Regions from separate parts of the Mus musculus genome. Here all the other regions are linked to region 1. Evidence: chromatin loops called from intact Hi-C (ENCODE). Cell type or tissue: heart. All regions are shown on one strand. Each heading gives the region's core, and the rest is flanking DNA. Links, peaks and the distances in the headings are about the cores only. Region 1 holds the start of Xrn2 (5'-3' exoribonuclease 2). Region 2 overlaps Kiz (kizuna centrosomal protein). Region 3 holds the start of Ralgapa2 (Ral GTPase activating protein, alpha subunit 2 (catalytic)). Region 4 holds the start of Kiz (kizuna centrosomal protein).

Region 1 (7,305 bases), core at 1,124-6,123:
CTGTGGTGATTTGAATATGGTTGGACCAAGTAGATGGCACTATTAGGTGTGGCCTTGTTGGAGGAAGTGTGTCACTGTACTGGCAGGCTTTGAGGGCTTCTAGTGTTCAAGCTCCTCCCAACGTGGAAGAGACTCTCCTCCTGACTGCCTGGGGAAGAAAGACCGTCTCTTCCTGGCTGCCTTTGGATCAAGATGTACAACTCTCAGTTCCATGCACCATATCTGCCTGTAAGCTGCCATGCTTCCCACCATGATGATAATGTGCTGAGCCTCTCAAACTGTAAGCCAGCCCCAATTATATGTTTGCCTTTTTAAGAGTTGCCTTGATCGTGCTCTCTCTTCACAGCAATAAAATTCAAAGTAAGACACAGTCTCAAGAGGATTTTTGACTTCTGCCAAAATAAGGCAATGGGAAGGAGTAAAGAATAAAGTGTGCAACATATGCACATGAGAATATGATAATGAAATTCATTATATATAATTATATATAGTACAGCCACACTATATTCAACAAATAAATGTATTTTAACTTTTAAAGCTGCGCATAGAAAATGACAATGTTTCAAAAATGAAAGAGATGGTTAATACATGAACCAATATCAACTAATCTCAAAATTTAACTATGTAACATAGAAGTCAATGAACCAGGAAGAATAAGTAGCATAGAGGCCAACCAGCAGGTGCTTACTTAGAAAAAAGAACTGACTTCAAAGTTGTTCTCTGACCTCCAATACACACGCCAAGGCATGTCACTGTCCCTCCACTCCTGTCCTGGGAACTTGCGTCTGTGCACATATGTACATCCTTAAAAACTTTCACCAGGTGGTGGTGCACACCTTTAGTCCTAGAGCTCAGTAGGTAGGGGCAGGTAGAACTCTGAGATTGGAGACCAGGCCATCCTGGTCTACAGAGCAAGTTCCAGGAGAGAAACCATATAGAAGAGAAAAAAGGGGAAGGGGAGAGTGTGAGCAAGAAAGCTCGCTCTCACCCATATTCTTCTAAATAACACTAACTGCCAGCTCACACACAGAAAAAGTCAATGTAGAAAGGTAGTTAGTTGACCTAGAAAAGAAAGATGTAAAAGAAGAGTGGATGGGATCTAAATATATCATGTAAATGTGTGCAAATGGCACAATGAAAACACTGAAAATAACTAATACAAGCACTCAAAAAACTGATCAATTCTGAACAATAAAAGGGGAGGGTCATAAGTTAGGCACATGACCTTCCCAGTTTTCACACTGGTACTGACGTTAGCTGAATAGGTTATCAAAAATATTGAAAATTTTCAAAAGCTTGAAAAACAACTTTCTTTTCCGAAATAAGTACCTAACACCATAATATCAATACAGTGCCCAGAACAGGGTCTGATACATGGCAAATGCTACCAAAAACCTGGCTAAATAAATGTCACAAAACTGGCAGGCCTAGGGGCCAGCACCTTTAATCCCAGCACTTGGGAAATTAGAGACAGTCAAATTTGAGGCCAACCAGAGCAACACAGTGAGACCTTGTCTTAAAAGAAAATATGTGACTTTTCATCAACAATAACAGCTGGAAAGAGTGTTTCCAACATCTTCATGGGAAATGGTTTTCCAGCTTGGACTCATACTCATGGAGAAAATAAATTTTGGGACCTACAATGACAGAAAACTCAGATCACACAGTGGCATTTTCTAAAAAGTCAATTCAAACGTAAAAACCAAGGATAGATTTAAGCCAAGAAAGATGAGCTATTTAGCAAAGAGTAATTCTCAAGAAGCACCTTTCCAGGAAGCATACTGAAAAAAGTGCTGTGAAGAAAACAGACATAAAGACAACTCCAGGCTGGGAGTGGCAGTATACAGGCAATCCCAGCTTGCCTGTGTCTGAGGGTCTGGAGTTTGTGGCTAAGTAGGGAGATCCTACTTAAAAAATTAAAAAATTAATACTTAAAAGAGGCGCAATGGCCCCAGTACAGGGGAACGCCAGGGCCAAAAAGTGGGAGTGGGTGGGTAGGGGAGTGGGGAGGAGGGTATGGGGGACTTTTGGGATAGCATTGGAAATGTAAATGAGGAAAATACCTAATAAAAAAAAGAGGCGCAATGGACCAAAAAAAAAAAAAAAAAAAAAAAAAAAGGACTTGACGGAATGCCTGATAAAAGAATTTGGATGGGGAAAGGTATAAAGTGTACCCAACTAGGGGTGAAAGGGAGGGGGTAAGGGAGGAGCTAGCGCGAATAAAAGATAAACAGCCTAAACTACAATCACAATTAAAAACAGCCAACAACACTGCTTCTATCGAAGCTTGTATGGTCAAAGGTTTGACAATCTTGAATGAGAACTAAAATGTACAGGGGAACCAAAAAGTTAAACAGCTGGGGGGGGGGGTGCGGGGAAATAACATCAATCTTAGAAATAGAAATGATACTTTGTATAGGCGATAGAATTTTTGTTTGTTTTGCAAGAGGGTCTCATTACGTAAGCCTTGGTTTGCTTTGAACTCTGTGTATATCTGGCTGACCTCCAAAACTCAAGCCTACCTCTCTCCCAAGTGCTGGGAGTAAAAGTATGTGCCACGCCTTGGCCCGATATACGTTTAAACGAGTTCTCCGTTAAATTACAAATTTTACCGTCAGATTTATGGATTAGCATTAGAAAAACTGGGGTGGTGGTGAATAAATAGCTAATTCCTCTTCTACCCAAAATTAGATAGACCTAAAACCGATAAATCAAACTTAACCATATTAAGAGACACAACCAAAACAGTTCAAAGTGTCTGTTACGAAAAAGTGGCTCTCCCTTTGGAAGACCCCCCCCCCCCAGGAGAACACAATGTTTATAAAGAAATAATGGTTCAGCTTAGCAATTTGTCTTTGGAGAACACAAAAATATACTAGGATTGTCACCAAAACAAAGCTTTTGGTTTCTTCTAAGACAGGAAGTGAGAAAGTAAATAACTTCAGCGGGAGAAATAGGTTCTTGGAGAGAGGCGGTTCTAAAGCCGAAAGTGGGAGGGGACACATGTGCCCGGAACTTTTCCAATCCAGAAATTCTAACTTAGAGTACAAAGTCGAACTCGACAGAATTACGCGAACGACAAAAGCAACACTCACGAATCGGAACGACTTAAAAGTCTGCCTGTAAACTAGCAAACTAACGGAGGCAGGAAGTGAAACACAGCGAGCTGCCCGGCATTCGTACAGCAAAGCCCGCCAGGGAGAAAGAGCGCTCCCCTAGCCTAGTCCTTCGTAACTAGCTGCTGCCCGCGCACGCTTAACTGCAACAAATGGCCAGGCTCGGGTGGAAAACAAGCGATCCAGCCAACGGGAACTCCGGGCTCAAGACAGTGGACCAACCAGCGGTCCCTACCCTGCCAACCTTGCTGCCCGCGCTAGGGGGGCTGACTAGCCTGGGCGCCCTTTGGAGCTCAGTGAGCGGCGCGGAGGGAACAAAGCCGTGGGCGGAGCCTGGGGTGCCCCGCTTCGCAGGCGGGGGAGGAGCCGCCCAAGCCCCCAAAGCCCCCTACTCGCCCTCGCTCCGCCCAGACCGCCTCCGGAACCGCGAACCCGCGAAGCGGCCCGTGAGGCAGCTTGGGGCGGGCGCCCATCCCCGAGGGCCTCGGCCTAGACCTGCCACGCCGGGTCCCCACTCCGGCGTACTGGCCGCCTCCTCACCTTCTCCTCCACGCAGTTGACAATGATGGACGGGTACTTGCGGCTGAGCCAGCGGAAGAACGCCGGGACTCCCATGACCAGCGGGCAGCTCGAAACAGCAGCCGGGCCAGCGGGAGAGTGTAACCAACGAGACTAGCAGGAGCGGCAGCCGCGGGCACCAGCACTTCCTCCCACGTGCGTTCAGCGGCCGGAAGTTACGTCATACCACCACCGCGGGGGATGCAGGGAAAGGAGCTCGGTTAAGTGGAAGTTCATTTAGACTGCCGGAGTGGAGGCCCGGCTGGGCGAGCTGTAGACCTGGCTCGCCGCGTTCTCTGGTAAAGCCTTTGAGAGCCGACTCCTGGCGGATGCCTTCTCCGGCAATCCAGCCAAGAGCGCCGGCCACATTAGGCCCGCAGCCGCAAAGTCCTTGTGTGGCCGAGACTTTGGAAAGGCGTGGCCTATCTTACTTCCTTTCTCACAATCAGTCTTGAGCTGAATAGAAGCATCTACACTCTAGTTTCCATTTCCTGGTTTCTCTCATTTCTATGCTGCTGTGCCTGGCCGAACTATGAAAAAGCATCCTCAAGTGTTTTGCAATTTTTTTTTAAAATCTGCTTTGCATAAGCAACTTTTTAAAAATATGTTTAAGATTTATTTTTAGTTACGCAATGTGTGTATATGTACATGTGGCTTTGTGAACGAGTGCTGGTACCTGTGGAGGCCAGAGGTTTCAAATCCCCTGGAGCTGGAGTTACAAACAGCAGTATTCAGCCTGCTGTGGCTGCCAGCAATCAAACTCTACTTTGGAAAAACAGCATGAACGCTTTACTGCTGAGCCATCTCTCAGCCCAACGAGGTCACTTTAAACAGTTGCAGAGTCTAGCCAAAATTTGCTAATATCACGTTCTAGCATTTATTGAGTACCTGTGATGTGCTTAGGCAAGGAACTAAAGAATTTTCTTATTTAATCACCAGTTGAGCCTTCTGTGCTGGCTGGCCGTGTCATTTGGGTGACTCCAGTGTAAAAAATATTCTCCAAACAGAAAAAGCAGTTTATTAGATTACGTGCATGCAGCAGGCAGGAAAGTAAAAAGCTAAAAGGGGCTTGTTTTGAGGAAGCCTGTTTCTATGTGGGCAGTAACAGCCTGGCCTTGAGGCAGTGATTGTTTGCCTGAGTCAGGCACAGTGTAACAACTCCACCCATCCTGTGGTCTTGCTCTACCGTTTTTGGGGGGGGTTTGGTTTTTTGTTTTTGTAACACAGATAACGGGTTATCAAAGAGCTAAATTGCTTGCTTATTCATACTGCTTGTATTTCACTTTAACCAAGGGTCATTTAATCCTCTGTTCTCAACCAACATGATATTTGTATCCCTTCTTTTCTGGTGGCTTCAAATGTACCCTGTCATATCCCCCATCCCACCTGCAGCATATGAAAGAAGTCTAGAAAGAGGAGGGAGGTATCTGCCCATTTGCTCAAGCTTGAAAGTCTCTTCCCTGAATCCCCCCTAGGCCTGACAAATCACAATCACAAAGGCTCACCTTAAGAGACCTCTAAAGTGTTTCTCTGCTGCTTGTCAGGCAGTAAAGGTTGCCCCTTCCTCAATGGTTTAATGACTTCATTTAAATGCTAATGTAGAGGTAACTTAAATGCTTAGAGAGGTAGCTAGCCTATGTTTAGTTTTAGAATAGTGTATATATACACATATGTGTGTGTACACGTATATGTGTTTGTGTGTGTGTGTTTAAGAATATTATTTGGAAATAGCCCCTTCTTAAGAGTTTGTGTCCTCTGGGATGTGCTATGTTCTTTTTTTTTTTTTTTTTTTTTTTGGTTTTTCGAGACAGGGTTTCTCTGTATAGCCCTGGCTGTCCTGGAGCTCACTTTGTAGACCAGGCTGGCCTCGAACTCCAGAAATCCGCCTGCCTCTGCCTCCCGAGTGCTGGGATTAAAGGCGTGCGCCACCACGCCCGGCTGTGCTATGTTCTTATATGAACACAAATTCATAGGCAGTTGGATAGGAGCAGGCAGCTTGCTACATTGAGCCCCTCCCCCAGAGTCCATCACAAGTGGTTTTGAACTTTGAAATGTAAAAAGAAGGCAAAGCTGCATAAAATGATAAGCACCGAAACTTCCTAGTCTGGCAAAGAGGCCACACACCAGTAATCCTAGCACTAAAACGGCTGAAGAGGCAGGAGAGTAGCCTGGGTCAAAAAACAAAGGAAATATACAGGAACATGCTAGTCTACAGTGTTAGGCTGGAACCCCTGGTCATCCCTCTGCACAAGCTGGGAAACCCTATTTGCCCTCCTTCCCCACCTCTAGCCCCTGCCACTCAGAAAAAATTCCCCCACCTACTTGGAAAGAACTCCCAGCTAACAGGTCACCATGCCTTGTCTCCATGTTTCCCACAACGCACCCAAGAGTGCCTGCCCAGAGACTCAGTTTTTGACCATATGTAGACACAATCCCAGCTCCTAGTTCACACCCTGAGCCCAAGACTCAGAAATGCCCCTGCTTCTAGCCTAGCTGTTTGACTTCACTGACCTCCACCTATGAGACCAGTGAACCCACCTGAGAGCTGCCTCCTAATAAGCCTGCCTTTAACTACTTTGCATGTGGTCTAATCTGGCCCATAACTGCATCACTGAGGGAAAGAAAAAAGCCTATCATCCAACAACAGGTCTAAGTCTGGTTCCAGGGGATTTGGGGCTAAAAAATCTCTCTTCTTGTAATGTGATTGATAGGTGTGGTTTGTATGAGATGCCCCCCATAGTCTCAGGCATTTGAATGCTTGGTCCCCAGTTGGTGGCCATTTTTGGAGAAGTAGGAGGTGTGACCTTGTTGGAGTGAGTGTGTTACAGGAAGTGGGCTTTGAGAGTTTCAAAAGCCACACAACATTCCGCGTCTGCTCTCTCTGCTTCTTGCTTGCAGTTTAAGGCAGGAGCTCTCAGCTTTCTGTGCCAGCTGCCATGCCTGCCTGCTGCCATGCTTCCCAACCTCCATGGTGATGGATTCTTCTTCCTCTGAAACTGTAAGCTCAAATAAACCCGTTTATAAACCGCTTTGGTCATAGTATTTTATCACAGCATTAGAGAAGTAACAATAAGTTTGTACATTACATGAGCCTCTCCCACCACCCCCAACACACACACGCACAGCGCTAAGCTATTCTGTGCTAAGTTCCTGTCTATTGTAAAGACTTGTCCTAATAAGCCAGTTACAAAATTTAGGGAAGTACTCAGCCCAATTACTTGCATAGTGAAATGATTTACATAGAAGAGGTAGAAAAATTTGACATTTGGTGCTCAGCAGTTAAGAGCACTTAACTGCTCTTGCAGAGGACCTGGGTTCAGTTCCCAACACCCACATCATGGCTCACAAACATCCATAATTCTAGTTTCAGGGATCCTCTTTGGGCTTTTTCTGGCACAAGGCATGTGCATGGTGTACAGACATATACATGGGCAAAACATACATATGCATAAAACAATAAAAAATAAATCTCTCTAAAAGTTGGATGTTTGACCTTCAGGGGAAAAAAGAGTAGAGAAAAAAATAAAAAGATGGGGGGGCTGGCGAAATGGCTCAGTGGTTAAGAGCGCCCGACTGCTCTTCTGAAGGTCCCAAGTTCAAATCCCAGCAACCACATGGTGGCTCATAACCA
Region 2 (7,305 bases), core at 1,037-6,036, 54 kb after region 1:
GGCGAAAAAGTTCACTACACAACGCTTGCAAACCAAATTCAGTAAGACATCAAAACAAAAACAAAAACACTCACAACCTACAGCCAACACTGTTTCAGTACACAGGGAAACGTTAAAGCAGTTCCAGTGAGATCAAAAGAAAGACAAGGCAGTCTTCTTTCTCCACGTCTACTAAATGTACTGAAGGTCTAAGCTAGAGCAGAAACACCAGAGAACCAAATAGGAAAAGAAAAAGTCAAATTATCTGTGCTTGCAGATTCTATAAAAAAGAGACCCTACTAACTCCACCAGAAAACTCTTAGAACTGATAAGCACTTTCAGCAAAGTGGCAGGATACAAAGTTAATTTATAAAAATCAGCAGCTCCTCCTATATATCACTAACAAGCATATTGAGAAATGGGGGAAGCAATCCCATTCACAATTGCCCTCCAACCATATATAACCTTGGGATAAACCTAGGCAAGGAAGTTAAAGACCTTTCTAAGGAAAACTTTAAAATACTTTAGAGAAATTGAAGAAGATATCAGAAGATGGAAAAAGTTTCAATGCTCATGGATCAGTGGGGTCAATATTATGAAACTTGCTATTTTGCCAAAATCCACAGATTCAGTGCAATCCTTATCAAAATTCTCGTGCTGTTTTCTATGGAAATAGAAAAACCAATCTTAAAACTTATTTGAAAGCACAAGAGACTTCTGATAGCCAAAACAATCCTGGGGGTGGGGGGAGGTTTAGAGGCATTGGTTTAGAGGCATTATCATACCTAATTTCAAGGTATCTTACAGATCAACAAGAACAACATGGTAATGAACAGACACATAGATTAACAGCTACAGCTATAAGATTTCGGGGCCTAAAAATAAACTCAAGACAGAAACCTGGAGGCAGGAACTGCAGCAGAGGCCATGGAGAGAAACACTTCTTACTACTTACATTTCTTACAGGCCTTGCTCTCCGAGGCTTACTCAGCCTGCTTTCTTTTACATCCTGGGACCAGGCTCAGGATTGCCTACAATGTGTTGGGTTGGGCCCTCCCATATTAATCATCAATCAAGAAAATGCCTCACAGGCCAATCTGATGTGGGTGTTTTCCAATTGAGATTCCTTCTTCCAAGTGACTCTAGTTTGTATCAAGTTGACAAAAACTAACCAGCAAACTAAGTGTAAATGAAAATACCACAGGAAACTTGGCACTTTGTAAGAAAAAAAAAAAGTAGAACACACTCCAGTTCTGCCTTCAAAAGTACTCACTGAAGACAAGGGCACCCGAAGGAGGGCACAGCTGGGAATGCTGTTTCAGGTCCCTGACATATGCCAAGAGCCTCCACATCCTCATGAAGGTCAAGACCAAGACAAGTCTCCTCAGCATACAGGACAGAGCCAGGAAAGACCCCATGAAGGCTTCCTGTAAGCACGCCCACCTCCTTCCTGTTCCTTGAAACTGTGACTGCAGATGGCTTTGGAACAGTTTGGGAAGGCAATCTAATTTGAAGTGAGCTAAGATTTCCATTTGAAAATGCATACGCCTCTCCTACACATACCACTTGTAGATAACTGGATAGAATACACATTGTCCCACAGGCCAGGAAGGTGAACCAGACAGAGGTGAGGCACTTTGCAAGTGGCTTTGCATCACGAAGAAGGCTTGAGTGAACTGCTGAGCACTCTCAGAAAGTCCAGCAGTTACCCAGCTCTGCTGATAAACCTGCCAGACCAATGAGAAGCTCACATGGGGAGGGGAAACAAGCTCCTATACCTAGCTAGGTGGTGACAGAAATGGGACCATGGGGCCACTAGAATGGTATATGGCACAGCCACCCTCTGCCCAGGAAGCATTTGAGTAGGTGTATCCCAGCCAAACAACAGAAAGGCCAAAGGCATGGAATAGCATGTTGCATTAGGGCATGGCATCTGACCTGGTACCATGAAGGACACCCTTTAAGTCTACATAGCAGGCCAGCAAGAGCACTAGAATGTGGCTGTTCTATCTGGAGGGGGTGCATGCAATAAGCCTTCTCAAGACAGCAACAGCAGAAGAGTTGGGATGGGGCTTGGTACTCACTTCTGGTCCTGAAAGGTGGACAAATTTAGAGACTAGAAGACTTGGGGACTATGGTAATGTTAGCAACATACTGACTGCCATTCCCTCCCTTATACCGGGGGGGGGGGGAATCCACATCCCACTAACAAACACACCTGAATTACTGGATTTGGGGTCCACTCGAATTTGGCAATTAACTCTGAGGATCCTGCCAAGAATACAACTTGTGACGTTGAGGACAATTAAGAAATGGCCCTCAGTGGGACGCATCATCCTGTTCTAGGGCCTAATTGTAAGACTGGAGGGCCACTGATATGGCTCTGTCAGTACATGCCTACTGTGAAACATGAAGACCCGAGTTTGGATCCCCAGTGCCCATGTCAAAACTGGATGTGTGTCTGTAACTCTAGTGCTGGGGTCAGGGTGGGATGGAATCAGGCAGCTTCTTGGAACTCAGTGGCTGCATCTAGGCAAATGGATGAGCTTCAAGTACACTGAGAGAACTTGTATTGAAAAATACGGTATAGAGCTATCAAGAAGAACATCCAGCATTAACCTCTGGCCTACACACACACACACAGACACACTCACACACACACAGACACACACACACACACACACACAGACACACACACACACAGACACACACACACACACACAGACACACACACACAGAGACACACACACACACACAGACACACACACACACACACAGACACACACACACACAGACACACACACACAGACACACACACACACAGACACACACACACACACACACTCACACACAGACACACACACACACACACACAGACGCACACACACACAGACACACACACAGACACACACACAGACACACACACACACACACAGACACACACACACACAGACACACACACACACAGACACACACACACACACAGACACACACACACACCGACACACACACACACCGACACACACACACACACACACATGAAAAGAGAGGCAAGTCCACCTATGAGAAGATGTATTATCTTGGCTGTGAACCACAAAAATTTCTGTGGATTTGTAATCAGTATTAAAATTTTTCAAATAGCATCTTTGGCTGGATTTTCTTTCCTTCAAAAATAGACATTTTTTTCTGGGAAAAATGTAGGAGAAAAAGTAATCCAGAAAGAAACGAAAGTATAAATAATAACCATACCAACAAATCTCCACAAATACCAATCTTAAATTTTAAAGGTCGCCAAAGTCCGAGGCTGTTTAAATTGACAAAGTCTGAGCGCCCCCTGATGGCCAGTTGGAGCTCCTACAGCACGTGCTGTAATTTTTGCTGTCCTTGGGCCAGCTAGTTTACTTCTTCCCGTCAAATAAAGTGACTTTTCTTAACTGTAAGGTCAATGCAGATTTCCTAAGCTGGAGATGGAGATGTGCACTTTATAAAGGTACATGAAGGACTGCCAGAAAATTTTCGTTTTTACTTCAATGGACAATTAGTATCTAAGTATCTTTATACCGCTCCAGGGAAAATAAATGACCAGACAAGAAAGAAAAGCTGCGGCCACCAACTGATTATCAGCTGCACGCTGGCGCCCTCCGCTGGCCGATCCCATGGCTGCAGGGCTGGCAAGAAATGCCACCCACGGTGGCCCTGTTAAGGGGTGCGGGTGGTCCGGTGACTTTTAGTACCTTTCCCCTAGGCAATTATGCTGCAAGCACACACTCTTTTCTTTCAGCAAAAATCTTATCTTGATTCAACCAGAAGGCCGGAGTTACAAGGGAACCCGTAAGCTGAACTTACAAGGGAGCTGTGAGGATACACTCTCCATTGAATAAATGGATCCTGGAGAGTGAAGCCGCTTCCTGGGGAAGGTAAAGAGAGACAATGTTTGCAGAGGAGAGGAAGCTCTGGCATGCACCCCGGAACAAAAGGGAACAAGTGGTCTTTACTCGGAGAACAGCTTCCTATTAGGACTCACTCCTTCGTACATCATGCCTTTCATCCCCACTCAACCACAAAATGATTTTACTGAAGCAAATACAATGGTAGAAAAAGATTTACACTGAAAGAATCTTTAATAATAAACTGTTGCCGATCGGCCTACTTGCCCGTGATTTATAATACAATAAACATCGGATTCTATTACGGCTCACACACTGAAGCCTCTGCTCTGCAAAACGGAATCTAAAAGCGCGGGGACGCCGCCACCGTCACAATGAAATGAGCATGTATAAATGTGCTAAGAGTATCTCTTTGCATCTTTTATAGCTTGTGTGTATTAATCTGTAACGCTTATTAAGAAAGTCATTGCTATGCAAAGCAGCACCCAATCCCTTTCTCTGGCTTTTCAACAGAGTGCACTGTTTAGCCAATAGGAGGGACCCTCTGGCCCTCATTCTGCATTCATCACAGGCAACATTTACACAATGTATCTCTCAAAGGCGGCTGAAAAGAAGGCCTTAATACTCATGTAAACAACTGCAAACCAATTACTTAATGAATCAGGCCCACACATAATGAGGTGCAGACAAAGAGCTATAAATGCATTTTTGCGCCCAAGCCCCTGCTTTAAAGTAAAATCCCTCAGCTGTAGTTTGGGCTTAACTAGCACATCATAATTATTGTCTCTAGGACATCAGAGGAAGCCATTTTTTTTAAAGGTCCAACAGGGTCTTTTTTTTTTTTTTTTTTTTTTTTGAGATTGCTCATCAGCTCACTGACAAAACAGAGCAAAGAAGAATTTTTAAAAGTGCTACAGCAGCGTAGCACTGTTATGTTTATTCTCAAGTACTGGGTTTCGAGACCACTTGTAAAAGCAATAAAGCACAAGGAGTGACTGCAGTAAGTGGGATCCTTAAATGTAAGCCTCTAAGAAATTTCAGCAAAGCCAGGCACAAACAGCAAAACCTGAGCTCTCCAAAGCCCAGGGTGGGGTATTAACAATAAGAGACCCAGCACAAGAACCAAACTGTGCAGAACAGCACACCAAGCCACACTCACCGTTCAAAGCCTTTCATGCTAGATTACTATCAAGTGTCCAGAACTGAGGGTTCCTGGAAGACCTTTTAGTGGGTTTCTTTTTCTTAAAGGGGCCTGATGAGATTACTTATGATTTATTTGAAAATTAATTTCATACAGAAATATAATAACAAGAGGCTCCATACTTTAATTTGTAGAAAAACAATTTCTATTTTTCCTCTGTCGAACTGGGGCCAGGTATAAATGACCAGGCTGAGAAAGTGTCCTATCTGATCCTATTATTTTCTAAGTGTGTTTAAGAACTTCTCAAAGGACCTACATAAAGAACTTGTCTTAATGCTAGGCACTAGTGGTGCTTGCCTTTAATACGGATCTCTGTGAATTTGAGGCCAGCCTGGTCTACAGACTGAGTTCCAGGACAGTCAGGGCTATACAGAGAAACCCTGTCTCAGTGTGTGGGATGGGGACTTGTTTTAATGTTTTTAAAACATAATGGGGACAAATACTTCTGACAGTCTTAAAAACTAAAGGGATACATTTTTTAAGCCAAATGGTAACATTAAAACTGGAAACTATCTGTAGAATTTACTGACCTTTAAAAATCCTCTTAAAAGACACACAACTTGAATTTATTGTATAACCCACCGATATAGTATTCAACACTCTCCCAAACCCAGTAAGTTCCTACTTTCTCAAAAATACAAACAAAAACCTGGTATTAAAGGTAATTTCTTATAAACAAGAACGCATTTTGGATACTCATCAAGTTTTGAGAAACTTAACCCATCCAAGTAGCCCAGGTCCTAAAATACTGCCATGCTTCTGTAAAATACAAATGAACAGATTTTTTTCCCCCATTTTCATTTCCTTTTAATATGACATTTCTGGATTAGATCATTTTGTTATTTGGACATTACACAAGGCAGAAGCGATGTAAAGGTCATGTTTTAACATTTTAGCAGGGTCAAGTAGTAAATTCAAAGGTATGCAGTCATCTAAAGGACACTTTTTTTAACGAGCAATGCTACTGCAAAGGAGACCTGCCAGGCTGTTTGAAATAGTATTTAGTCCAAAGTAAAAGAGTAGGCGCTGCATCAGGCAATTGTTTAGCTTCACATTATGAATGTTTCCTAAGTGACTTGAAGTCACCGCATGATCACTATCGATGCTGATGGCAAATTCAGCACAGAACTTATTATAGCTCACAAAACTTGCAAAAAGTGTTACATTTTAGCAAGTGTGAAAAGATACATTCTGTCCTTTAAGGGGAGTAAGCAAGGACACATAAGAAAGGAGTGAGTAATGTGGCTGGAAGACTTGCTTAAAAAAAAAATCCATACATAAAAAATAATACAGAGCAATTGCCAGTCGGTCGTCTATCAATTGTCTCAGAAAGAAGAAACATGCCACTTTATTTCTCTTAAGGCCTGATGTCTTCTCCCTGCCCTTTTCCTGACAGCCTCCTTTGTGTGGTCTCTAAGCAGTCCTACTGCGAGCAGCTGTAGACGCTAATTTGTGGTTCACTGAGGTGTCAATTGAGTCTTAAACCGAGGAAACAACAGCTGCAAAACAATACTTGGCTCTGGGGCAAATATTTTCAAAGGTAGACTAAAGTTTCGGCTGTTATTTTATATAAACAAAAAACCCAAACCATAACCCTCCATCAAGTCACACACAAAATAACACACAGCCAGGGCTGAACTCATTGCGTAGTGACATTTCTCATCTTGTTACTGCTATTCAGAAAGGGTTTCACGACTTTACCTTGACAAAGGACTTCCTTCACTAGATGAAAAACTAGCTTCCGAGGCGATTTTGTGGGCTGTCTTTGTTGTGAACATGCTGCCACCAATATCCAGACCTGTGACAACCACAGCCAAGGGGAGTGAGAGTTAGCCACCACAGTCTGAGACACATGCACACACAGTCTCCCAGAAATTCTGGAAACTCAAGAGGAAGATCCTGTTCATGCCACAGAAGGTGTTGGGGCTTCTAGGCCCAGAGACAAACTACTCATAGAACACTGAAAAGAAACGGGGAATTTTCTTTTTCTTTTTTTCTTTTTTTTGCTGCAAACTGCAAGAGGATTTTTATTCAAGAGTGCTCTCGGGCCCACGGTCATACACCACGCAGGGGTAGAGGACTGTGGCGCGGGAATTTTCTTTATAACACTAAAAATAAATGAAATGAAATGGAAAACAAAGCTATAACCACCCACAGCGCTCAGCTTTATTTCTCACTTTAACCACTCTGTCCCTTGCTGTAGTCTGGGACTGAACCTGAGACCTCCTCAAATGTGCT
Region 3 (7,305 bases), core at 859-5,858, 500 kb after region 1:
CTTCCTTTGGTGATGAACTGCAATGTGGAAGTGTAAGCTGAATACACCCTTTCCTCAACTTGTTCTTGGTCATGTTGTGTGTGCAGGAATAGAAACCCTGACTAAGACAATGACCTTGAACTTCCAGTTGTTTATCTTCCTCCTCCTCCTCCCTCTCCTCCTCCTCCTCCTCCTCCTCCTCCTCCTCCTCCTCCTCCTCCTCCTCCTCCTCCTCCTCCTCCTCCTCCTCCTCCTCCTCTTCTTCTTCTTCTTCTTCTTCTTCTTCTTCTTCTTCTTCTTCTTCTTCTTCTTCCTTCTTCTTTTGCCTTTACTTCCCTATAGGATGGTGGATTATAGGCATGTGATTCCATGTCCACTTTGACATATTAGAAAAGAGCGCAGAACTTTATACATGCTAGGCAAGCACTGTCCCTGAATCAGGCAAGCATAGGAAGTAGTTTAGTAGTACTGGATTTTAATTGTTTTTTTTTTTCCACAGCCCTAGTCTAATAATAGTGTACTTGGCAGTCTGAGACTGTTACCTCGATGAACAATGCACACACACTTCACTCCTAACAATGTACCTGGCAACTTGCTAGCAACCAAGGACCTTTCCATTTGCTGCTGCATACACACCCCTCTCTGAACAGTGGGATACTGTTTCTCCTCTCTTTAATGACCATCAAACATAGACAGATTCATCTCTATCAGAATAGAAAGAATGATCTAGCCCAAGCAAGTTTGGGTTCATGCTCAGTAAGACAACACTGTGTGCACCTATGGATTTTCTATTTACCATTTTATGCTTATGCATAACTGGGCATGGATATGATTAAAATAAGACACTTTATGGAGCAAAGCTAGCATAATTCATATCTATTAACCATGATGGAGAAGTACCCCTTAATTACTAAATAACTCATTCTCTTCTTCTTTTTTTGCCCCCGCCCCAAATTACTGCTCCAAGCACTAATTAGGACCTTTGAGTATTTTCACACATGCTGCCTGCTGCTCCCTACTGTGCATTCTCATCTTTTTTCTATTGCTTTGCTTTAAATAAAGTTTCCTCTCTACTTTGCAATTTGTGTAGGCTTTTATTTCATTGTTGAATAAGAGGCCAAGAACCTGGAAACACCCAAGGCAGACAGCACCTCCTCTAACTACTGGTAACATCCTGTCTTTTTTTTTTTTTCTTTCTTTCTTTCTAAGTGTTATTTCAGAGTAGCATTACTTTGTCTGTTACAAGCTAAATTTTTCTTTTTTAGATTTTAATTTTTTTTTTTACATTTTGTGATTGTGTAAGTCTGTGCTAGGTATGTGCTGATGGCTGCAGAGGTCAGAAGAGAATGTCACACACCCTAGAGCTGGAGTTACAGGTGATTTTGAGCCACCTACATAGGTGCTGGGAACAGAATTTGGATCCTCTGGAGGAGCAGCAAGTGCTCTTAACTACCGAGCCAATTCTCTGGCCCCACATACTGATCTTTATTTTATGTGTATGGGTGTATGTCTGTGCCCTGTGTGCACATCTGTCCTCAGAGGCTGGAAAGGGCATCTGACCTCTGAGACTAGAGTTATAGATGGTTGTGAGCCACCATGGAAGTGCTGGAAATTGAACCTGGCTCCTGTAGTCGAACAGCCAGAACTCCTAAGCACTGAGGCATCTCTCCAGCCCCAAGTTTTAAACTTTGAATTTCATGTTTGTTATTTATTGATTAAGGCGGCAATGGAGTGTCTGAAAAGTACTTGACACTCTAAAGCCCAAGGAAGAAGTAAGTAACTTCAGGGTGAATAATTTCCTCAAGGGGTTAGAAGACCAACAAGAGGATTTTTTGAGAGAACAGCAACAATCAAAAAACCCCAACAAAACAAAACTGGGAGGTGTCCTGGGTAAATAAGCATCAAAACACTAATACGTGATTCTTTTAAAAAGGGAGGTGGGTGTTGCAGTCTTATGTCTTCACTCTGTAAGTATGATAGATGAGATGAACTTACATGCATAGATGCCTGGTTTTTGTCTATCCAGTTTCTAACACTGCCATATATTTAGCATACAGAAATGCATATATTTGTCTAGTTTTTCCTCCTCAGTTGGATTGGAAGCTCTGGCAGTGAGAGAACTGCTTCTTGTAATATCTGTTATTTCCTGGGCTTAGGATCTTGTTTTTACACCATAGGTCTTTACTAGATGTTTGCTAATAATGAGAGCTCACATTGCAAGAGAAAAATTGATTTCAGTGGGATAAATTCATTTTACTTTTTCAATCAGTGTAAGAAAAGATGTCCTTGTTCAAAGGAATGGAACAGTGAACATGTGTTTTAAAATCTGAAACAGGGCACAGGATAAACTGATGGTGACAAATACTCTTGCCGTAATGTTAGAGACAGCATCACTTCTCTCCCTTACAACAGAATTGGGGAGATTATGGCCTTCATCTATGATGTCATCTGGGGATGCAGGAGGCGCAACAGCTCTCCCATCATCCTAGGCATGGAGATTACATCTCTAGGTCTGTGAGATTTCTGCTGTTAGGTGATCTGTCTGTAGTCTGTTTTGTTTTGTTTTGTTTTGTTTTTTTGGCTAAATACTGTTCCTTTGGGTATATCTTAGTCGTAGCCATGCTATTTTGATAACTCTAAAAATAGAATTTACCAGAACGGAGAAGTTTTTGCATGCTGAGTTGAAATGTGTAGGGCTGCTTTATCATCTTTTTTTTTTTTTAACTTAATGAGTTTATTGAGTGCCTGTAGAGATCAAATACCAAGCTTAATACAAGGGTGTGTACATTTCTAGCACTTTCCTCCACTAGAGAAAAAGACTCTTGGATTATGCCTATTTGGATGAAAAACATGTGATTCTAAGGTGCCTCTTTAGGTACTTGCTAATAAAGCCAAAATATCAAACCTTGGGGATCCAGATGATAATAAACAATTATATAGTCAGTTTTCTGGTAAGAAATCATTTGAGCATCTTCTGTCTTAAAGTCTTGCTTCAGTGAATAGGCATCTGGCCTTAAAAAGCATGTTGGCCCGAGAGTCAGGTCCTTCAGGTTCTATTTCTGGTTCTGTTATTGGATTGCTATGAGGCCTTGCATAACCCAGGAGCTCTATCCGCAAAGCAAGAGGCAAGACTGACCTCTGCACTTGAGATTGGGTTCCAGATGCCTTGGGGACTGAGTGGACCTCACTGGACAACAGGCCCACTCTTCTCTGCTACCAAAGCCATTTATTTACTTTAGTGTGAAATTAGAGATCAGATTTTGACATGGCCACACGTGCTTTGTCTTGCTCCTTAGTGTGAATCCAGAAGTAAAAAAAAAAAAAAAAAATCTAGAAATAGTTTTCAAAATTTAAAAGTCCTACAGCTTTTCTTACTTTGTGTGTGTCTGTGAGAGAGTGGGGGGTTGGGAGGGGTAGGTACGCAGGCCAGGCAGTAGAGGGGAGGGAGTGTGAGTTTCAAGGGTGGCATCTAGCACTCTGGAAAGCAGGTCGCTGCGCTTCGTCTTGTGGGGACTACAGTTCCCGGGAGCACTTGCGGCCCATATAGGGGCGGGAGCTCGCGGTCCTGGTCATATGGAAAACACCGCAATCTGATTGGAGGTCACTGCGCAGACTCGAAGCTGGGCGCGCGTCCCCGCGAGGTTCCTAGCCTCAGGCTCCTAGTGCGTGAACAGTCCGGGATGTGCGCGTGCGTCGCGCCGGAGGGCGGACCAGAGGCACCCGTGGGGCGGGGCCGAGGGTTTCGCATCGACACCGCCTTCCTGCCCCGCCCCTGACCGTTCGGCCCGCCCCTCCTTCCTGGAGCCTCCGCTGAGGCTGAGGCGGCGAGGCGGCCGGGAGGGGGGCGGCTTGTGGCCGGAGCGACACGCGCCCGTCGCGACCCTATGCAGTGACTCGTGCGGCGCAGGCGCCTCCTGCCCCGCCGGCGGGGCCCAGGCTTACCGCGGCGGGATGTTCTCCCGAAGGAGCCACGGAGATGTGAAAAAGTCCACGCAGAAGGTGCTGGACCCCAAGAAGGACGTGCTGACCCGCCTGAAGCACCTGCGGGCGCTGCTGGGTGAGGCGTGGGGCGTGGGCTGTGGGTCAGAGCCACCTGCCGGGAGGGCCGGGTCCCACCCGCGGCGTGGGCCTGATGGGGTCTCAGGTCCGAGTGATGTAGAGAGCTGGGAATGGTGCGCAGCCGACCTTTGCTAGCCTAGATCGGGACCCTTGAGGCATTGTTCCTGAAGGCTGTACGTTGGCCCTGGGCGCTGCTCTGTCGTCCCAAGTGTAAACTTAGCCAGGATTCTCTTTTGGGTGCCTAGCCTCGGGTAACCTCTGTGCCTGAGAGCAGGCACAGAGGTGACTATAAGCTGTCCTCTCCAGGAAATAAACCAAGCACAAGTGGGGCGGGCTTGAACACACACACACACACACACACACACACACACACACACACACACACACGCACACGCAGCCCTACCTCTCTGCCACCTCCTCTCTGCCACCTCCCTCTCCCTCTCCCATTCTAAAAATTTAAATTCTTGACAACTTGGGTTAGACCAATAGCTCATGTGGTCCCATCACAGACTTCGTTGAACTACCATCTCTCACTCACTCTCCTTTTAAAATGTTACTATGTTTGAGTGTAAGACTTTAGGTAGGATTGATTTCAGCTGACCCCAGGACAGATTAGATGTCATTTCTTCTCTCCTGCCCTTCTCTCTTTTAAATTTACATTTTTTGGGGGTTGGGGGAGGGAGGATGGAAGGGTCCGGCTGATAGCTGTTTCCTTGGGTCTTTGGTGTGAAGGGGGCTCTGATCAGAGGAAGCTAGGCTTTCTTTGGGTCCAGGGAGGCAGCTTCTCCCTTATCATCAGAGTGACAACCATTACTCCCTTTTGCCTTCCCTATTCATGGCCTGCAGGGTGGAGGTTCTGCAGAGCCCAAGTGGGCCTGGAATTGACTTGTGATGGCTTGAAAGCTCTCCCCTGTGGGTGTGAAGTGTCCACAGGTTATCTGATGCTGGTGATGTGTAGCTTGGCTAGGCTATGCATTAGTTCTATCTTCTGTCTGTCTGGACAGACTTATCTGTATTTGGGGGCCAAGGAAAAGACAGGTTTCTTCTACATATGTATACTGTTGAAACAATAATAAAAAATTAAAAACCCAGTGTTTTTAAAATTTTAGACCATCTGCCACTTGAGAAAATAGGGCACAAAAGAATTCATTTTATAGGTGAGAATTTTAAGCATTCTTGTTAATGAGATTAAGAGTTGCTAATTATTTCTATTTATATTGTGTAAACTATTTCTGAGTGGGGGATTGGCCAGCCAATCAGCCAACCAATGAACCAACCAAATGCAAAACTCAAAACCATGACTGTTGCCTCAAAACCTACTCCCTTCCCCCTCAAAACCCACCAGATTTTGACAACTGAAGTTACTATCTCAGATCCCCAGATATTACACTTAATGTGTTCAGTTTATAATGAATGTAAATCAGTTACTGTTAGAAGGATTAGTTTCTGGACTTCTGAAAGCAAAATGTGATGTTCTTGGTAAGTTGAACTTTCTCCTTCCTGTAGTGAAATGTCTAGGCACACAAGTGCTTTGTGTTGGGTCCTTAGTATCTGATTAGTTCCTGCTGCAGGGGCATTCTTGATAAAGGAGAACTGAACAGTATTTTAAGGCATTTGATACTTTGGAACTTTTTCTGTGCTGAAGAATTTAAACCTTTGTTCTGACCAAGAAGGCCAAGATTAAGTTGGCTACATTTTATAAAGACAGAAAACCTAGACCAGAGTGGTTTCTTAGAGATACACTGTCTTTGTTACCGTCCAGAGAAAATGGATACTTTCAGGTCTGAGTATCCTTAATTTCTCCCCTAAGGTGTGTGGCTCCTTCCAGGTGCAAGTGGCAGGGATAGGCTGTGAACCTGGCCAATGGCATCTCTTTATGATTTTATCTTTTTAATGTGTGTGTGTGTGTGTGTGTGTGTGTGTGTGTGTGGTGGGCTTTGTGCTAGTGAGTATAGTTACCATAGAGGCCAGTAGACAGATCCCCTGGGGCTGGAATTAAAGGTGATTGTGAATTGCTCTGAGGGACTACTGGGAACCAAATTCTGTATAAGAGCAGCAGGTGCTCTTAACCTCTGAGCCATGTCTGCAGCCTGAATCATCTTTGTATGTGAAAAAAAAATCTGTTTAAAATACTGTTTGCGGTGTAGAGTTCTTCCATATTTCATTAGGAATACTTTTGTTGTTGATGGTGGCCAAGTTTCCTTTATGTCCTACTGTGATCTTTAACTTTAGGGGCTCTTTTTTTTTTCAAAAAAATAAAAATAAAATTGAGGAATTCTATATACATGGTCTAGACCTAGGCCTCCCTGCTCATATGTAGCAGATGTGCAGCTTGACCTTCATGTGAGTCCTGAACAACTGGAACAGTATTCCAAAAGCTGTTGCCTGTATGTGGGATATGTTCTTCTAGCTGGGGTGCCTTGTCTGACCTCAGTGGGAGAAGTGCCTAGCCTTGTAGAGACTTGATGTGCCAGGGTTGGGAGGATACCCACAGGGGTTCCCACCTGCTCAGAAGAGAAGGGGAGGGGAGAGGGGTGAGGGAGTCGGGGGAGGGGGAGGGAGAAGGATTGTGGTAGGGATGATTGAGAGGGGGGCAGTGAACAGGAAGTAAAGTGGATAAGTTAAAAAAATTAAATTTAATTTTTTAAAAATTGAGGAGTTCTAGCCGTAATATTTGGTGTAAACTTTTGCTTTACAATAGTAGTTTGACGACTTTAAAGAAAACTAGTGCATTAAAGTATTAATTCCCACAGCATCAAATATTTTATCTGGTTATTACCTTTAAAAAAGACAAAGTATTATTAAACTGAAAGATAGGAGTTAAGTCAATGTGAAGGCAACTGAAGGGAATGAATTTAATTAGTATTGCACATTATGTATGTGTTTCAACTCTTGCTTGTCACTCAAGTGAAATAGGGCTGGTATTTTTTCACATATAAGGATGATGCTACTGGTCAGAGTCTGCAGCTTGTCACTGCCTGCTACTTGTAGCATCACAACTTGGGGCAGTACCTAGCCTGCTCTTGAACCTCAGCTTTGTTACTCTGGATATGGTACAGTGAGAGTATGATACGTAATGATGTCAGCTTGGAGCAGGCATTTACCAGATTCTTCTTTATTGCTTTCTTCCCACCATTAATAGGATACTTTTTTTTTTTTTTTCCCCCGAGACAGGGTTTCTCTGTGAAACCCTGGCTGTCCTGGAACTCACTCTGTAGACAAGGCTGGCTTTAAACTCAAGAGATCCGCCTGCCTCTGCCTCCCAAG
Region 4 (7,305 bases), core at 1,070-6,069, 160 kb after region 1:
TCCATCACCCTCAACTGTACTCAGCTAATATCTCAGCGTCAATTCTGAACCATTATGATATGTTGCCCTGAATCGGTATCACCATTGAAAATAACTGGGGCTGGTTAATGGACCTTTCAAAGGATGTTTTTATATACAGTAGTTGTTAAGTATCAGCTGCACTTATATGTTTCTACCACACTTGTGGGCACTATACACACTGCAACATGTCACTCCATTAGACTCTTTCAGATTCAATTACGGACTTTCACAACAATGGAGAGAAAGCACTACACACACATAGAAAAACATTCAAGCTATAAAATTACACCTATGTGGGAATACACAGGAAAATGACTGGAGTTTAAAATACAACAGTTTCGATGAACAAGCTCAGTTATCAGATCAGCTAACATTTCAATGACTGCCTCTAAAAGGGCCAAGAAGGCTGAACTGTACTTGTTGTTGCTGTTAATCTCCTGATTCCCCAAAGTTTCCAAAGTGATAAAAGCATTTCCAACTGCTGTGAAATTCACAATATTGAAGATGAACATGGACTTTCAGGAAATAGTGGTCCCTATGATGAGACTGGCTTTAATTTTTAAAATGTTATTACATTTAGTGTGTGTGTGTGTGTGTGTGTGTGTGTGTGTGTGTGTGTGACCCTTGGTGAAGTCTCATGACTTGTCATGGGCAGAACTCATGTTCCTACTCATTTACTATAGCTCCCTCTCTAGAGTTATTTGCTTCTATCTTGTGTGTAGCATGCATTAATTAGAGTCACTTACAGATTCTTAAAATGAAAAATGATCACACAGAGCAATAGATTTACACTGACTTAAAAATAAAACAAATCTTCAAATGCAGGACCATGAACAGGCCATAAAATCTGACTCCAGTTTCTTATGTAACTTCAACAACCTTACCTTGCTTCCTAATTAAAGCAAAAAGTGCTAAACATAAAGTGGATAATCATTACAGTTATTGTGCCATAAGGACCATAAAGAACCAGGTGCTTCCAGCATAGGAGGCAAAAATAACTTACCACTAACCTAGTTCAAAAAGAATGTCATTTAAATCAGTCACATTTTAAGAGCAGATCTTTGCCTACAAAACACAAATAAGTAAAGGCCAAAGGTAACTATACCACTCTTGAACTACAACAGACAATGAGATAAAGGCACTAAAACTAAAGTTCTTGCTTTTAAATTAGCTGATGCATATATATATGTGTACACATATATATATGCAGAGATCTAATACCACCACCTTGGGTAACTGGAAAAAAGATCATTATTCAGTGACAATGAGGTGATGGCATTCCACATAAGGCATTTGTAACACCTAGACGCTGGCTAATTGACTTTTGGATTTAACCCATAAATTCAAACATTTTACAAAAACACCTCCTCCACCATTGTACTACACAGTGAGCAAAAGGTGTTGCTTCTCACCTAAAATTCTCAATGTAGGCACACTTGAGCTCGCATGTGCACACGTGCTTGTGCATGCACACACACACATTCTCTCTCTCTCTATTGTATTCTCTCTGAGATCTCACTAAGCACACTGAAGGTGCAAACATTAGAAAGTATTGAGAAAAGAAAAGCTCTGTAGGAAAAATAAAGGTGTGTGTGTGTGTGTGTGTGTGTGTGTGTGTGTGTGTGTGTGTGTTGGAGATAGGTTCTCACTATGCTGCCCTGGCTGGCTTGTATCCCAGGCTGGCCTTGAACCTGTGGTCCTCCTATTTCTGTCTCTTCAGCATAGACCACCACCAACATACGCCTAAATGGTTAATTTTTTTTTTCTTAAGTGGGAGATTAAGAGATCCCTAGAGTAGGTGAGCAGGACTGTGTCAGAAGGAAAAAAAAAAAAAAAAAACGGATGTAGAAAGAAGATAAAACACGGAAAGAAGAGTTAGGGCCCGTGGGAGTTACTTAACAAGTAATTGGCAAAAATTAAGTCTAGTGTAAGATGCAATTCCTTTGAAAAATCACTTACTTTACCTCACCTGCAATTACTGTTATGATCTTAGAATTGTTACAGCCCTCCTGTTCCTTCTGAATGATTCTGTAACTTTAACACCCACTAAATGTTTTGTTTATCAAAAGATCCAAAAATCTATTTCCTTTCTTGTCAACTAATGAGATTTCTAAGTCCAATTAATTTGGCAGCTAAATAAGTGTTCCAACAACTTATCTTTCCATGTGGTTATTTATAGTCAATTGCTTTGTACTTTTTTCTATTTATGCATTCTTAGATCTAGCTTTTTCCAATGGTTCTCATCTTTCATGTCTTAATCAAAGGCAATCCCAACCCTCGAAGCTGAACCCGTTGAAAATTTCATCCTTTTACTAGAAATTTAGTCAGCCCCAGACACTTCTAAAAGACTACAGCGCGCGCGCAAACACACACACACACACACACACACACACACACACACACACACACACACACACACACACACCATTCCAGCCTGCGTTCCTGGACCTGTCATCTTTGATGCAGTGCGGCTGTCAAAGTAGGATGACAACTTGAAGAGAGAGTGAGGAGGGGGCATGTAGGACTAGAGAGGACTAAAGAAATTCACAAGGTTTGATCAAGACTGGCAGGCAAAAAAACTCCCACTCTCACTTCCGGCCGCATCCGCAGGCTGAGGGACCTGGCTTTGGTTGTCATGAGAGATTACAGTCTCTCTGCGCTTTCAAACAAGGGGCATCCGTGGTAAAGTTGTGCTCCTAACCCCTTCTGGGGCTAGTTGGGGGTCGCAGGCGAGTTCCAACACTAGTGAACCACTGGCGGGAAGTGGGCCGGACACCGTACCCCGATGCTCTCAGTGGCGCCGCTGACTCCCTGCCCCGTCCCGCGGCCGTACCTGTCCCGCAGAGCCTGCTGGAGCTGGCCCACCCTTTCGTAGTAGCTGGGGCTCGCCAAGGGCGCAGAGGTGGCGGAGGCCTGGCGCAGGCCACCACCACCGCCACCGCGCCCTCGCGGCATTGCCACAGGGCAGCTGGCGGGCCAGCGTTGCCCAAGGAGACCGCCCCAACATGCACCGCGGGTAAACAAGGCGCCTAGCGGCCTGAAGAGGGCGGGGCGAAGGGCGGGGCGCCGAGGAGGCGGGGTTAGCCGCGGTGTGGGTCCGGGAGGGGCGAAGACAGAGAGACTGGCAAGGGTGGAGCAGCCCTGGTGGTACAGGGAGAAGACAAGGGAGCTGTGTCACGTTCTCTCTGCTACCGCTGTGTTTCTCTTCCCCTACAGAATCCGTCCTACACGCATTCATTTTATCAGATGCAGTTTCTTATTTACCTTCCTAGAATTTGCAGTGAGAGACCCTGTGACAAGATTGTTTTGATACCAGCACTTAGAAAGCAAAACAAAAAGCTAGAAGAAAACAAAATTTAAGAACCGCAAATATGCCCTTGATCTCAGCACTACGGGCAGAGGCAGTAGGAATTCTGAGTTCGAGGCCAGTCTAATTTACAGAGTGAGTTCCAGGACAACAAAGACAACACAGAGAAACCTAGTCTCAAAACACCAAACCCCACCCCCAAACAAAATAAAACAAACAAACAAAGAAACCAAATATGCCATCCCACGCTGGAATGTTTTTCAATGCTCAGGTTGCCATCAGCCCTTTCAGGGGAGAAAGATTTGGTTTCTAACTAGGTCCTTGTGAATCAAACCGTTTACTTCTGCAGTCAATTCTCCAACAAGGCCCCCAGCCAGACTACATTGGCATAAACCCTATGTCCCACAACTCAGCTGTGACCATACAAAAAGCCTAGGTGCCCCAGAGTGAATTGGGCAGACTATTACAGCAAGACTAACTTAACCTTAGATCAGTTCAGAGGAACTACTGGTTATAAAGGCCCAGAACAGAATCAGTCTTTATTCTTGCCTCCATCAACATGGCAAAAGGCTTCCTGAAGAAAGACAACTGGATTCTAAAACCCACTTGGAATAGGAAATTAAAAAAAAAAAAATGTACACACGTACTTGTAGTCAATGTGGTTCCTTATCCTAGACTTTTAATTTTATGTCTCTTTTCTCAAGTCGGTAGTTTTATTTTCATGCAAAGCATCCCTGACACCAACATTTCTTTAATAGTGTGTCAGGACTCCATGGGGATTGCACCATATCTGAATGGGTTAGGGATAGGGAGCTGTGTGTCAAAAAGTTCAGCAACAGTAAACCGTTCCTGAATGTGTAATGACCAAAACTCAATTGAAAAATCAAGGCATAATAAATCTAAGCTGCTTCTGACGGCATGTGTCCGTGTCTTGTCCCACTATAACATGCTCACTATACACTGCACATGTCCATTGCGCTCTGACTTATAGTACCATACTGGCATTAGGGGAAGCAACGAAATGGTCAAGTCAGCAACCCTAAATTATGATTTTGCCTATCCTTCCTTCCTCATACTGTCTGCCTAAATGCTGAAAGGTAGAATATATCCATGTAATCTCAGGACTCAAGGGGACAGGCAGGAGGATCTCTAATTCCAGGCGGGCCTGACCGACCTTGGCTTAAAAACAAAAACATGTGGACCAGACGATGGCCCAGCAAATGAAACATGCTTTCTTTGCAGGTATGGCAATCTGAGTTTGATTTGATTCCCAAGAGTTGTTCTCTAACCTCTACTTGTACACTCTAACACACATGCATACACACACACACACACACACAAACATGCACACGTGTGCGCTTCATTGAATTAAAATGTCATAAATCAGCATAATGGGCTATAAGCAAAATAGGGTCTCTGCTCCTGCCTTGACCAATATACCTTTTTAAGAACATGGAAATACAGTCCATGTTCCTAAATATGTGGAATTTAGTTCTCTGATTCTTTCCTAATCCACCCCCTAATTTTCCACCCTAATTAAATTAATAATTCCCTAATTTCAGGGTTGCATGATGAGACACACCTCACTCACAGTAGGGATCCATGTGCCCGGCCTTCTCCCCATTCGACCAATCCCATCTGTATCCATATGTTTGTCTCAGCCTCCTTTTGGCCTAAAGCTAAATACTAGTGATGGTTCCTTATAAGAACGGCCCAGGAAAGAGATCTTTGAAGACTCTGGAGAGCAGTCTGGGACCCTCTGAGTTGGAAATGCCTGGATTCTGGGTACCTGGGACTGTGTTCTAGGAGTTGTGTGTGAACTGCCATGGGCATCCACTCGACCTCACATTAAGTGGTCAGGAAGGGACAAGAGCAGGCCTGTAATATGCAGATCTAGTGCAGGACCCTCTTGCCCAGTTGTAAGGTTAGCACTGATATGGCTTTTAGTTACTCTGTCAACTCATTCTATCACACTGATGTAGTGCTAGTGTACTGAGGTTAATTTACAGCCTGTAGTGTGATGCCTAATCATCATCTGCTTCATTGGATTTGGAATCACCTAGGAGACTCATGCCTTGGTTGAGGGTATTTCCAGAGAGATTTAAAGGAAGACAAAGATCCATCCTGAATGTAGCCTGCAGCATCCCAGGGGCTGTAAGGTCCAGGTGGAATAGAGACCGAGTCAACAAGAGAGCGTCAGAATTCCCTGTTCCTTGTTTCCTGTGTCTACCCAGATGTGAGGAGTTTCAGCTACACACGTTTGCTATAGTGAACTCTGACATCCCTTTCCTACCATGGCAGACTGTTCCCTCTTAACCCACAAACCAGAACGAATCCACCTTAAGGTGCTTCTGTTAGCATTTGATCACAGCAGTGAGAAAAGCAACCTATACATATCTAACTAAAGTTTTACTACAGTACTTTGGTAAGTCCTTCAAGGCCTGTAGATGACCAGGCCCCAACCCCAACCCCCAGACTATTCTAATCTAAGTAAGGGCATGGCTTTTGAGAATATGTTGAGATTAAAATTTTACCTTTTAAAAAAATCATGTTCTTTAAAAAAAATTAAATTGAGCCTTGTGCATGTTAGGTATTCCACAAAGCTTTCTGTAGGATCCATCAAATCAAAGGACAATATGAAATGTTATGTTTAAAATGGCTCGAGTCAAAGCTGACCACCGCACAACACTTTTGCACCTGCATATGAGATCATTATGGTTTTTGTGTTTTTGTTTTTCCTTTATAAGCTGACATAAAAAGGCACTCAATGCCATGACTCCACCCCTGAATTCTGATGTATGATCCTGATCAATCAGTATTACCACATGCATTCAATAAACCATACCCATCTGACTCAGGTCAGCATTTGTGTGGTTTGGGGGATGACGCCTGGATCCCAACAGTTTTCTTAGATGTGTTTAATGTTTAAATAAGAAGAGTTTGAGTAAAGCAGATGGCCTCTGTTGGTTTATTTTCTATGCTATAACAAAGTGTATGAGGCTTGGAACTTTATAAATGAAAAGGGTTTATTAGCTTATATTTTGGAAGGCCATAAGACCAAGGTCAAATGACCCCTTGCTTGGGTCTCAGCGAGGGCCTAATAGCAGATGACATTAGAATGGTGAAGCAGCTATGACAGAGATCACATGGTGACACAGGAAGCCAGAAAGTTTTAGTAGTTTCAGGGTTCAGGCAATTTTAACAGCATCATACTCCAAGGAGAACAGCCTGAGGTCCCACAAGAGCTGTCAATCTGAAAGAAGCACCTACAGAGGCAATGTAATTACTCTGCATTGAGTGTCAACTGGGAAACATGTTACCATTTCAAGACCAAGACCATGATGAAGACTTAGCTCCCAGAACATGAACACTTGGGGGAGTACATTGAAATCATATCTAAGTCACAGCATCTCTGTATCTAGATGTGTCAGATCTACTCAAAGGACTTAGGAAATAAGACTGCTATCTCCTGTAGTCTGGCAAGCCAGTTTCCACCCTATTCCCCAAGTATTGCCTGGTTGTTCTGTTTCTCTGTAAACCTGGACTAATATGGAAAGGTATGGAATTGCTCAGAGACACTGAGACAGTAAGATATCGGTGGGCCAATAAAAGGACAGAGAATTCATGTTTGAAGTCCTGGTTTCAATTCTGGCAACATTAGTAAGTAAATAAATGAAAATGTCAATAAATAAATGTTCTTGTTTTGTTTCAAATCAGAAAAACCTACAACTACTAAAAGAGTGTCTAGGATACTTGAGCTACCAGAAAGCCAAATAAGAGCCAAAATACACTACAAGGGTAGTAGCAGAAGAATGAACTGTTAGAGGCATTCCTTAATGAGACGGACTCACTGTGTCTCGACATCCTTGTCCACCTACAACTAAGTCTTTGAATCATCGCCCCTGAGTTCTTCAGGACTGTGCCTCTGTAGGAGCCCTCTGACAGGCTAGCCCTAAAGCAACAAATCCTTGTACACT

What was found. Hi-C counts contacts between places; a loop is a spot of excess contacts. Peaks named below come from ENCODE experiments on the same cell type or tissue, not always from the same donor. Only the 100,000 strongest peaks of a DNase experiment are listed, where the experiment ranks them.
Region 2: a loop joins it to region 1, with 2.5 times the contacts of the local background. A loop is called at or near these places in 2 of 42 quality-filtered maps.
Region 3: it touches region 1 in a loop (2.2-fold over the local background); 5 of 42 quality-filtered maps call a loop at or near these places.
Region 4: a loop joins it to region 1, with 2.9 times the contacts of the local background. A loop is called at or near these places in 6 of 42 quality-filtered maps.

What each region holds. Positions count from the first base shown.
Region 1 is chr2:147,009,548-147,016,852 of GRCm38, reverse strand. It overlaps Xrn2 (5'-3' exoribonuclease 2), which reads right to left and starts at 3,854. Exons shown (of 30, transcript NM_011917.3): 1 at 3,657-3,854. The coding sequence starts at 3,731. In heart, for the core only: no CTCF peak of the experiment used is centred there; DNase peaks (open chromatin) are centred at 3,342 and 3,842; H3K4me3 peaks cover 2,958 bases; H3K27ac peaks cover 2,512 bases.
Region 2 is chr2:146,955,760-146,963,064 of GRCm38, reverse strand. Kiz (kizuna centrosomal protein) reads right to left here. Exons shown (of 14, transcript NM_001033298.4): 12 at 6,769-6,865. Among named protein-coding and RNA genes, the nearest start is that of Xrn2, 54 kb to the left of the region's middle. In heart, for the core only: CTCF peaks have their summits at 3,358 (motif pointing left) and 3,590 (motif pointing left); a DNase peak (open chromatin) is centred at 3,624; H3K4me3 peaks cover 1,302 bases; H3K27me3 peaks cover 215 bases.
Region 3 is chr2:146,508,525-146,515,829 of GRCm38, reverse strand. Ralgapa2 (Ral GTPase activating protein, alpha subunit 2 (catalytic)) reads left to right here and starts at 3,826. Exons shown (of 41, transcript NM_001033348.3): 1 at 3,826-4,036. The coding sequence starts at 3,931. In heart, for the core only: a CTCF peak has its summit at 3,815; DNase peaks (open chromatin) are centred at 3,109 and 3,589; H3K4me3 peaks cover 1,877 bases; H3K27ac peaks cover 1,686 bases.
Region 4 is chr2:146,851,593-146,858,897 of GRCm38, reverse strand. It overlaps Kiz (kizuna centrosomal protein), which reads right to left and starts at 3,018. Exons shown (of 14, transcript NM_001033298.4): 1 at 2,855-3,018. The coding sequence starts at 2,976. In heart, for the core only: CTCF peaks have their summits at 2,937 and 3,141; a DNase peak (open chromatin) is centred at 3,057; H3K4me3 peaks cover 1,576 bases; H3K27ac peaks cover 1,530 bases.